Regions from separate parts of the Homo sapiens genome. Here region 1 is linked to region 2. A link is a loop called in an ENCODE intact Hi-C map of the cell type or tissue named here. Cell type or tissue: ascending aorta. All regions are shown on one strand. Each heading gives the region's core, and the rest is flanking DNA. Links, peaks and the distances in the headings are about the cores only.

Region 1 (5,452 bases), core at 326-5,325, 67 kb after region 2:
CTCAATCCTATGACTCATGGCAACTCTCATTTTCTTTGCAGAGAGAAAATCACTATTGCCCCATCCACATTCTTCTCTGTTCCATGTATTTGGCCATAAGCCTCATGGTTTCAGCTATGAAAACAAAGACCACCCAAATGAGAACAAGCAAAGGCTGTTTGTTCAGAGCTTGCTAGAGCAAGGGAGCCGGCCACCATCACTTGTGTTGGCAGAAACTCAGAGGCAGGCAGAGGAGTGGGAAAGCTTCATGTGAAAGGAAGAAGGCTCCAGGTGTGCCCTGATTGGAGACTGTTGGTCTGGAGGAGCTGAAAGGTCCCAACTAGAAATGAGACCTCCTATGTGATTGACTGGGGAGTCATATTTGGCTTTCTCCTGTGGATCCTAAGTTGGAAGTGGGGTGAAAATTAGGGCAGCTGTCAGTTATGAATCAAGTCTTGTCTGTGTGAGCTGATTGTTACGGGTTTATGGTTGGCCTTCCTGGATTGTTGCTAGAGACAGTGGTCTGACTTCCTACAAACATGACTTACAGGAAGCAGGGTAGATTCCTGGGCTGGTTACTGTAGATATTAGGTTGGCTTCTTTGGACGCAGGTGGTGGGTCAAGTTCTATATATATATATATATATATATATATATATATTTTTTTTTTTTTTTTTTTTTTTTTTTTTGAGACAGAGTCTCTCTCTGTCGCCCATGCTGGAGTGCAGTGGTGTGATCTCGGCTCACTGCAAGCTCCGCCTCCCAGGTTCACACCATTCTCCTGCCTCAGCCTCCCAAGTAGCTGGGACTACAGGCTCCTGCCAGCATGCCCAGCTAATGTTTTGTATTTTTAGTAGAGATGGGCTTTCACTCTGTTAGCCAGGATGGTCTCGATCTCCTGACCTTGTGATCTGCCCTCCTCAGCCTCCCAAAGTGCTGGGATTACAGGCGTGAGACACTGCGCCTGGCCTCAAGTTCTTTTTTATATGGTCTGACCATTGACTGTTTGTATGCTCAGCCTTTTATATCCTTTAGCTGTTTCTATCCATAGGCTTATCTCTCAGAACAAAGCCTGACTCAGGCAAAATGTATCTGTTTTTACTGCAAAATCTTCTTATCAGCATCAGTCACAACCCACTCTAAGACACAGAACCAACCCTGGATATTTCAAACCCAGGGAATTGATCATGGGGGTGTTGGAGGACCAAAAGGGAACCAGAGGATGCTACCAACAACCTCAGAAGCAGCTCCTGCTCTAGGACTGATGTAACATGGGAGAAGAATGATGTTACCAGGAGCAAGAATGAGGGCTCCGGTTGGGGAAGCTCCAGGCAGCTGGTGCGCAGGGCTCTCTGGAAGGCACATGACCCAGAAAGTGTGAGAAGACAGCAAAGCTTGTCTTGGTAGCTCAGAGGGGTCCCAGTAAGGTTGGGGCTGGCAGTGCTGAGAGAAGCCCAAGGCTGGGGCCATTGTCTGCTGCTCCTGGGCAAAGCTGGCATCAGAAATAGAGTGGAAATTCCTTCTCTCTCCTCCCACCTGCTTACCTCCCATTGACAGAAACCAACTGGAAGACCTCTGAAAGGAGGGTCTGGGGAACATATAGGCTGCTGTGTTCCAGGGCAGAGGATAGGCTTGGAGCTCAGGGGTGCTTGGTAAAGGAGCCAGTGCCGTAGCTGAGAGGCAGCTTATCCTGGAGCTGCTGTGACCATCTCCATGAGGATATGTGGAAAGAGAGAGGATAAGCATCCTCCATGTCACAAGAAATGATCCTGCCACTGTAACTTGTAGGAGCTGGCTACACACACATAGATTTCCATATACATAGGATCTGATGAGAAGGATTTGCATATCATGCTAAGAGTGCTTCCCTATGGATAGCAGAGAAGAAAGGCCAGGGGAAGTAACGCAGTTAACATCATTGTGCCGTGCTTGGTTTTTTCACAATAAATATATTAACATTACAACTTTTAAAAACCTCAACAATGTCCCTAGCAATGCACATCGAGGCTCTCTCTGACTCATGCTGGCAGCTCACGGTCACAGGGTGCCATGGAAGGTGTGTGGCAGCAGCCCCGGGTGCTGTAGTTTGGAGCCAGCATCAGCCAATAGTCCCTGGCTCTCGGCCCAGCTATGCATGCACCTCCATGCTGAGAAGAAGTGAGACCTCGGTGCCTCCATGCTGAGAAGGAGTGAGACCTTGGGGGATGTTCTGTTCTACATGACGTGCCCATGTGTAGAAACTTCCAGAACATCTGCAGGAGCTGTGCATCCGCTGATGTTCAGAGAGTTTGTTTAAAGAAAAAGATATGTGCTTGAAAGGAAATGTTGTGGGGAATATGATTTTTCTGATTTCTATTTTCCTTATTTGCCAGCTTTTCCTATTCCTGCCACCTCTCTCTGTCCATCAGAGCCTCCCAGGGTAATCTCTTATTTTATGTCCCTGAATGAACTCACAGTCCATAGAATATACCACTGGAACGTGCTTCTCAGACTTTCCTGTGCCGTGAGCACCCTCTCCACTCCCCACCAGGAGCTTGTTTATAAATGAAGATTCCCGGGCCTCCCCTATGGAGATCTCATAAAGGACGAGTAAGTGGGGCTCAGAAATCTGCCTTGTAGACTCTCTAGGTAATTGTAAGTCCACATTTGAAAAAACAGCTTCAGAGAGGAAAAAAGTCTAATTCAGGAGTCATCACACCCTGTTCTGACACACGGCCAACACGATTATAGCAGGGATGCCAACTGTGTTGGCTTTATTTCTGTGGGCTATTTGTTATTTTAAAAATAAAGAGTACTTAATGTATTTTGGCCCTAAACTTGTGGCTTGGTGAACAGATTTGAGCTAAGTGAAGAAATTGCCGAGCTGGCTGATGGAGGCTTGTGTTCCCTGGGTCCCATCCGCCTTCCCAGGCTGTGCTTCATCAGCTCCGTGAGTCATGTGGGGCAGCGGTTCAAGAAGTGGTGGCTGTGACGAGAGACTTCATGCAAGAAGGCCTTTCCAAAGTGTCATCCAGCAAAGGTGAGTGTGCTCCCCTGCCGTCTGCATTTCACATGTTGCTTTCCCCCTTGCTGACACTCATAAGAGTTTGTCTTTTAAATCACAGCTTTTTATCTTGCAGTTAATTTTCTCCTTTCATCCTATGCTGAAGTTGTATCCCTGGAGTGGCATCACTGAATTATGGCTGCTTTCATCCCAGCTATCCATGGCGGTGGATGCACTGCACTGTAATTTTCCTTGAAGGCTATGTGGAGGTCCAATGAACCCATCCCCACGGGCACATGGGGGAGTATTGTTCTGCACTGTTTGAGCGCCCACAGCATATGAGGCAGCAAGGAGGCCCTGGAGAACCACATTCACTCTTTTTTTTTTTTGAGATGGAGTCTTGCTGTGTCGCTCAGGCTGGAGTGCAGTGGTGCAATCTTGGCTCACTGCAAGCTCCGCCTCCCAGATTCACGCCATTCTCCTGCCTCAGCCTCCTGAGTAGCTGGGACTACAGGAGCCCGCCACCACGCCCGGCTAATTTTTTGTATTTTTAGTAAAGACGGGGTTTCACCGTGTTAGCCAGGATGGTCTCGATCTCCTGACCTCGTGATCCGCACGCCTCGGCCTCCCAAAGTGCTGGGATTACAGGCGTGAGCCACCGCACCCGGCCCATGTTCACTCTTGAAGAAGACTCCAGTCAGAGTAACCCTGGTGAAGAGAAGCCAGGGTTTCAGGAAAGAAGGAACGTGTTGCTTAAGACTCATCTTGTCTGGTTTTGGTTTCCAGCCTGATCAAGCGCTGCGGGGGAAGCCCTAAGCGGAGCCTTTCATGGTAACTTGTTCATGGAAGAGACTCTGCAGGATTGGTCAGGGAATATTCCAAAGCACCAGCTACACACCCAGCTCAGTGGGAAACCTTCACATGAGTGACCCAGGAGTCTTAGGCATAGTCTTTCTCTTACAGATATAGACTGTGTATAAAACCAACCTGCCCATACATGAACGTAGTAATATGAAGCATCACATCACAATACGGTTTAAAGTGCCAGGGGAAAGCAGAATGGAAAAAGTCCCTATGAGCTACAAAGGGAATGCTTTGTGGAAATGGAGGGAATTCAAGACAGCAAAGAGTAGATGTGACCAATAGAAGGAAGAAGCATAAGACAGGGGTTTGGTAATAAAGATGGTGATTTCAGCTTGAGCCACAGTAGTCTAACATGCTGGGCAAATGCCCCACCGCCGACGTAAAATTGCTTCCTCCCATTGAGACCACTGAGTTACACATATAAAAACTCCACAAATGGCAGCTTGAACAGGTAAGGGGTTTCTTTTTTCACAAAGCAAAGACTTCAGAAATCAGAAGTCCAGGGCTCTGTTGGAGACTGTCTCCTTGCTTGCTTCAGCAGCCTGTTCTCATAGTCACAGGATGGCTGCTGGACCTCTGACATCACCCCCGCAGAGCTGGTGGAATGAGAGGGACATCAAAGACAAAAGGCACGTGGTAGCCAAGTCTGTCCATGCTTTTTTTTTTTTTTTTTTTGAGATGGAGTCTCGCTCTGTCACCTAGGCTAGAGTACAGTGGCAGGATCTCAGCTCACTGCAACCTCTGCCTCCCAGGTTCAAGCGATTATCTTGCCTAAGCCTCCTGAGTAGCTGGGATTATAGGTGTGCACCACCACACCTGGCTAATTTTTGTATTTTTAGTAGAGACGGGGTTTCACCATGTTGGCCAGGCTGGTCTCAAACTCCTGACCTCATGATCCACCCACCTTGGCCTCTCAAAGTGCTGGGATTACAGGCGTAAGCCACTGCGCCCGGCAAGTCTGTCCATTCTTAATGGTAAGAAAACATGGCTTTCCCTGAAGCCCCACCCTGTGGTTTCCTACATCATCAGATCTACGTGGCCCTGATTGCTGGCTGCAGTGAAGCTGGGGAAGGGAGTGTTCTCACTGGGCTGCTCTGAACAAACACAGAGCTCTGTTAGCAAAGAAGGAGAAATCGGCATTGGATGCCCAACTGGTAGCGTCAGACACAGCCGCCATCCACTTTCCGCTTCACTTTCACCAAGCGAGTACTTTGTCTCCAGCACTGGGCGAGAGACTGGCTGAGAATGGAAAGATAAGAACAACAGCCACTGTGTGTTGAGCACCTTCATGTATTCAGCCCTGTACTCAACCCTTTGCTCACCTTAAAGTACGTGTGTCCAATCTTTTGGCTTCCCGGGGGCACATTGGAAGAAAAAGAATTGTCTTGGGCCACACGTAAGAGAGACTAACATGAACAATAGCTAATGGGCTGGGAAAAAAAAATCACAAAAAACTCTCATGTTTTAAGAAAGTTTATGAATTGGCCAGGCGTGGTGGCTCACGCCTGTAATCCCAGCACTTTGGGAGGCCGAGGCGGGTGGATCACAAGGTCAGGAGATCGAGACTATCCTGGCCAACATGGTGAAACCCCTTCTCTATTAAAAATACAAAAATTAGCTGGGTGTG
Region 2 (5,452 bases), core at 137-5,136:
TGTTTATAGTAGCTTCATTTATAAATGCCAAAATCTGGAAGTAACCAAAATGTAGGTGAATGGCTACATAAATTGTGGTACATCCAGGCAGTGGAATAGTATTCAGCATTAAGGAGAAATGAGCTACCAAGCCATGAAAAGACATGGAGGAATATTAAGTGTATATTACTAAGTGAAAGAAAAAGCCAGCCGGGTGTGTTGACTCACGCCTGTAATCCCAGCACTTTGGGAAACTGGGGCAGGCGGATCACGAGGTCAAGAGATCAAGACCATCCTGGCCAACATGGTGAAACCCCGTCTCTACTGAAAATACAAAAATTAGCCGGGCGTGGTGGCGCATGCCTGTAGTCCCAGCTACAGCTACTCAGGAGGCTGAGGCAGGAGAATCACTTGAACCAGAAGGCGGAGGTTGCAGTGAGCGGAGATCCTGCCATTGCACTCCAGCCTGGCGACAGAGTGAGACTCTGTTAAAAAGAGAAAGAAAGAAAGAAAGACAGAAAGAGAGAGAGAGAGAGAAGGAAGGAAGGAAGGAAGGAAGGAAGGAAGGAAGGAAGGAAGGAAAGAAGGAAAGATGGAAAGAAGGAAAGAAGGAAGGAAAGAAAGGGAAAGAAAGAAAGAAAGAAAGAGAGACAGAAAGAAAGAAAGAAAGAGCCAATCTAAAAAGACTACAAACTATATGATTGTAACTATATGACCTTCTGAAAGAAGAAAAATTATAGAGATAATTAAAAGATCAGTGGTTCCCAGGGTTTGCGGGAGGAAGGAATGAAAAGGCAGAGCACAGACTTTTAGGGTGATGAAACTATTCTTTATGATACTGTAATGGTGGATACATATCATTATATGTTTATCAAAACCCATAAAATGTACAAGACCAAGAGTGAACACTAATATAAACTATGGACTTTGGATGATAATCGTGAGTCCATGTAGGTTTATCAGTTGTAACAAATGTATTGCATGGTGTAGGATATTGATAGTGGGGTAGAAGGAGCTGTGGGAGAAGATGCAGGGGATATATGGGAACTCTGCACTTTCTGCTCAGTTTTGCTGTGAACCTAAAACTGTTCTAAAAAATAAAGTCTACTAAAAAATAAACTGTATAAGATTTAATTAAATATATTAAAAGCAGAGGTAATTGATCTTCAAAATGGATGACCTCCTGTTTTATGATATATTACTATCATCTATACTCTTATTTCTATCTATTGTATCTGTATAAAGGAGTTATTATACAATGGTGTACATCCGTGTAACTCTTCCCAACTCCGTGTTAAGTGACCTCAATTTGGTAGCTTGAAATCAACTTGGCCATAGCTGGTAGTGTTTGCAGTATAGAAGTAGGCAACCACTACATAACAGCACTTTGCCCCCAAAGACAGCTGATTATTTTTAAAATTATTACTAATATTTTTCAGAATCAAGGTCTTGCTCTGTTGCCCAGGCTGAAGTGCAGTGATGTGATCATAGCTCATTATAACCTCGAACTCTTGGGCTCAAGCAATCCTCCTGCCCCAGCCCCTCAATTATCTAAGATTACAGGTACACATTACAACATCCATTTTGTTGTTGTTGTTGTTTTGTACAGACATGGTCCCACTATGTTGCCCAGACTGGTCTTGGCCTCCCAAAGTGTTAGGGGGCTAGCTGACAAGCCCAGCCCAGAGCTGGTTATTGCACATCTGTGGCATACCACTAATAGTGGGTACAGTTGTTGGACTCATGTTTAGGATCAGTAACATATATACACCTGAGAATGTCAATCAAAATACGCCTTTTGGAAACATTATGGAAGCATAGATCTTCACATATGATTAATTTAAGGTTTACTCTGAAGTCATCCAGAGACCTCTTTAGAATGGTTCCAAGAATTCCCTCTTTTGAAAGCCAACCAATCTAAGGAATTAAATCACTCAAATTTGAAGAAGACAAATATGCCTCAGGAGCAGCACTCTTGCTATCGAAATCACTCAGATCATGTTCTGAGTGATAGATCCTAATCGCTGAACTGTTTACTGTAATTAAGTCTATCAGCATGGTTTTCTCCTGACGAAAATAAAGTTTGGTATATTATGTCTTTTGCAAAAGGTGTCTCTTATCTCCTTTAACTTGTAAATCTATGAGTCAGTAAGATTTCTCTTCAAAACCTGATTTTTCTTCCCTCCTCATGGATATAAAGAACTTAAAAAAATCAAATTAATATTGCCCACAAGAAAGAAGTTGGTTGCAAGCACCATTATTTTATGCAAACACTATTATATCCTGCTATATCTCATCAAGAATATTTGTGTGTCTGAGGAACATGTAGATCTTTTACCAGCCTTTGTTTCCATCGATGAAGTATGCAAGTTTGAAATAGATTCCAATCTGTCAATGCTTCTTTTGAGTCTACATTGTGGTGCTACTGTACAAACCAAACATGGAGGAACAGTTTTGATATAGAGGCAATCTCACTTGTAATTGGTGTTAGCACAACTGTTTGCTTTTAGCCCAACGACTCTCAGCACTGCCTGCCTGTTAGCATCAGTGGATAAGGGAAGGAGAGCTTTAAAAAAAAAAACACTGAAGCTCAGGTCCCAACACCAGGGATTCTGACTTAATTGGTCTTAAGAGAGTTGAGGGAATCAATAAGTTGTCAAATCTTTCCAGGTGATTCTAATATATAGCTATGATGAAGACCTACTATTTGAACCTATATAAAAATCATTTGATGCAGTTGATGTGAATTTGTTATTTGTTGACCTGAGACATAGGGGAACAAGTCAAGTCAAGTCCAATAAAAAACAAATCAATCATCTCTGATTATGGCATGATTTCAGTGTCTTTTGGATAGTTTAAAAAAATGGTGCTTCAGCATCAATAATATCACATAAAATCACCCTCTCTGTTGGGCAACTTCTAACATTAAAAGGTAAGTCCTATAAAGTCAGTTCAGTTATATCCCACTGAGGGTCCACTCTGCAGCCAGTGAGTGAGTGGTGGAAGGCGCTGGCACCACCATGTTCCAGGCTGCTTTGTGGTTAGGCTTCATTCTGCTTCCTCTCCTGGCACTGCCTTGCTTCTGACCCATTTTCTAAGCCAGATCTCTCAGTCTCCTGCCAATTCTGTGAGCCTCATATCCTTGTGAAAAAATTCTTCCCGTCACCAACCCCCGCCCTTCTTTTTGCTTAAAATAGTCAGAAGCACTTTTTGTTCCTTGGAAGAGAAAGATTCCTAACTGATACTTTGTCATACCCCTAAAGGAAACAGAAACCAGTGACCAGTTTTCAAAAAAAAAAAATTTCTGAACCTAAGAACATAAAAATTCAAGAAGAAAATAGTTGGGAGACTTGCCCTGCAAAAAAATAAATGTTGCAAAGTATACAGAAAAAGGAAATAGAACAGAACAGAGCATCTGAAAGCAGCCTCAGGCATATGGAGGCTCGGGCTATAACAGAGACGGCGTGATACATTGCAGAAAGGACAGGTTACTCAGCAAACGGTGCTTGGAAAATTAACACTCAGTGCGGGAGAAAATACATTACTTTCTGAGGTATGAAAAATCTAAATGCAAAATCAAAACTTTAAAACAGTTGGAAGAAAATGCAAGAAAATATAGGCCAGGCGCAATCGCTCACACCTGTAATCCCAGCACTTTGGGAGGCCGAGGTGGGCGGATCACTTAAGGTCAGGAGTTTGAGACCAGCCTGGCCAACATAGTAAAGAGCTGTCTCTACTAAAAATATAAAAATTAGCCAGTGTGGTGGCGAGCAGCTGTAGCCCTAGCTACTCAGGAGGCTGAGGCAGGAGAATTGCTTGAAACCAGGAGGAAGAGGTTGCAGTGAGCCAAGATCGTGCCACTGACCTCCAGCCTGGCTACAGAGCAAGACTCTGTCTTGAAAAAAAAAAAAAAATCTCTTTATGCCATATACATGTACCCAAAACTGAAAGGGAAAGACTGATGTATTTGACTACAATTAGGTAAACTTTATTTATTTATTCATTTTTATTTTTAGACACAGAGTCTTGCTCTGTCGCCCAGGCTGGAGTGCAGTGGTGTGACGGCAGCTCACTGCAGCCTCAAACCCTTGGGCTCAAGGGATTCTCCTGCCTCAGCCTCCTAAGTAGCTATGACTACAGGAGTGCCCCACCATGCCACGCTAATGTTGTATTTTTTTATTATTTATTTATTTATTTTTGTAGAGACAGGGTCTCTCTTTGTTGCCCAGGCTGGTCTCAAATTCCTGGGTTTAAGTAATCCTCCTGCCGTGGCTTCCCAAGGTGCTGGGATTACAGGCATGAGCCACTGCACCTGGCCCCAAAATTTATCATATGAAAAGCCACCATAAACAAAGTGAATAGGCAAGTCACCAGTTAGAAAAAGATTTGCAATTTAGATAACCAGAAAAGGATTAGAACTTAGTATGTGTAAAAAATTCATACAAATCAGTAAGCTATAAACAGGCCAATAGAAAAAATGAGCAAGGGATATAAATGGATAAAACACAGAAAAGAAAAACTGAATAGCCTATATATATGAAAACATGATTATTCACTAGTAATAAGAAAAATGAGTTATTTTAGTTTATACTCAAAAGTATTGATGAAGATGTAGAGAAATGAGAACTCACAAACTGCTGGCAGAAGCGTGAACTGGCTCAAGACTTTGAAAGACAATTTGGCAATAGATGGTTAAGGGGAAGATGAGTATGTATCGTCTACCCGAGCAGTGTTGCTTTCATGGTTCATGCTAGAGAAACTCACACTTGGCCATGATGGCACATGTATAAAAGTGCTCATTGTAGCATTGCTTATATCAGAAGAAAAGGCAAAAATCAAAATGTCCATTAACAGTAAATAGGTAAATTATAGTATATTTATACAGTAGAATACTATACTTATCACACAGGATTAAAAGTTAATTAACTAAAGCAGCATACTTCATCATGAATGAATGTCAAAAACATAATGTCAAGTGGGAGAAAAGCAAGTTGCAAAATTATATCAGTTAAACCAATTATTTAAAATTGGTATATTATGTCTTTTGCAAAAGGAATCTCTTATCTCCTTTAACTCGTAAATCTATGAATCGGTAAGGCTTCTCTTCAAAATGTGATTTTTTCCCCTCCTCATGGATATAAAGAACTTTAAAAAAACCAAACTAATATTGCCCACAAGAGAGAAGCTTATTGCAAGCACCATTATTTTATGCAAACACTATTATATCCTGCTATATCTCATCAAGAATATTTGTGTGTCTGAGGAACATGTCAATATTATCTATAGGAAAAGTATAAAAACATAATCAAGAAGAACATTCACTAACCTCTGCATAGTTAGTTCCTAGTGAGGGAAGGAAGGGAATGACATCAAGAAGCCAAAGGCAATTCGATTGCATCTGTAGTTTCCATTCCTTAAAAAATATCTGAACCTAATTTACTAAATCTGGGTAATGGTATGATGAGAGTATATT

The links. Peaks named below come from ENCODE experiments on the same cell type or tissue, not always from the same donor. Only the 100,000 strongest peaks of a DNase experiment are listed, where the experiment ranks them.
Region 1: it touches region 2 in a loop (5-fold over the local background); 3 of 110 quality-filtered maps call a loop at or near these places.

What each region holds. Positions count from the first base shown.
Region 1 is chr2:105,668,482-105,673,933 of GRCh38, forward strand. No RefSeq gene overlaps it. Among named protein-coding and RNA genes, the nearest start is that of LINC02946, 61 kb to the left of the region's middle. In ascending aorta, for the core only: no CTCF peak of the experiment used is centred there; a DNase peak (open chromatin) is centred at 2,900; H3K27ac peaks cover 486 bases.
Region 2 is chr2:105,602,040-105,607,491 of GRCh38, forward strand. All of the region lies in intron 1 of LINC02946 (long intergenic non-protein coding RNA 2946), which reads right to left. Among named protein-coding and RNA genes, the nearest start is that of LINC02946, 5.8 kb to the right of the region's middle. In ascending aorta, for the core only: no CTCF peak of the experiment used is centred there; a DNase peak (open chromatin) is centred at 3,142; H3K4me3 peaks cover 725 bases; H3K27ac peaks cover 1,726 bases.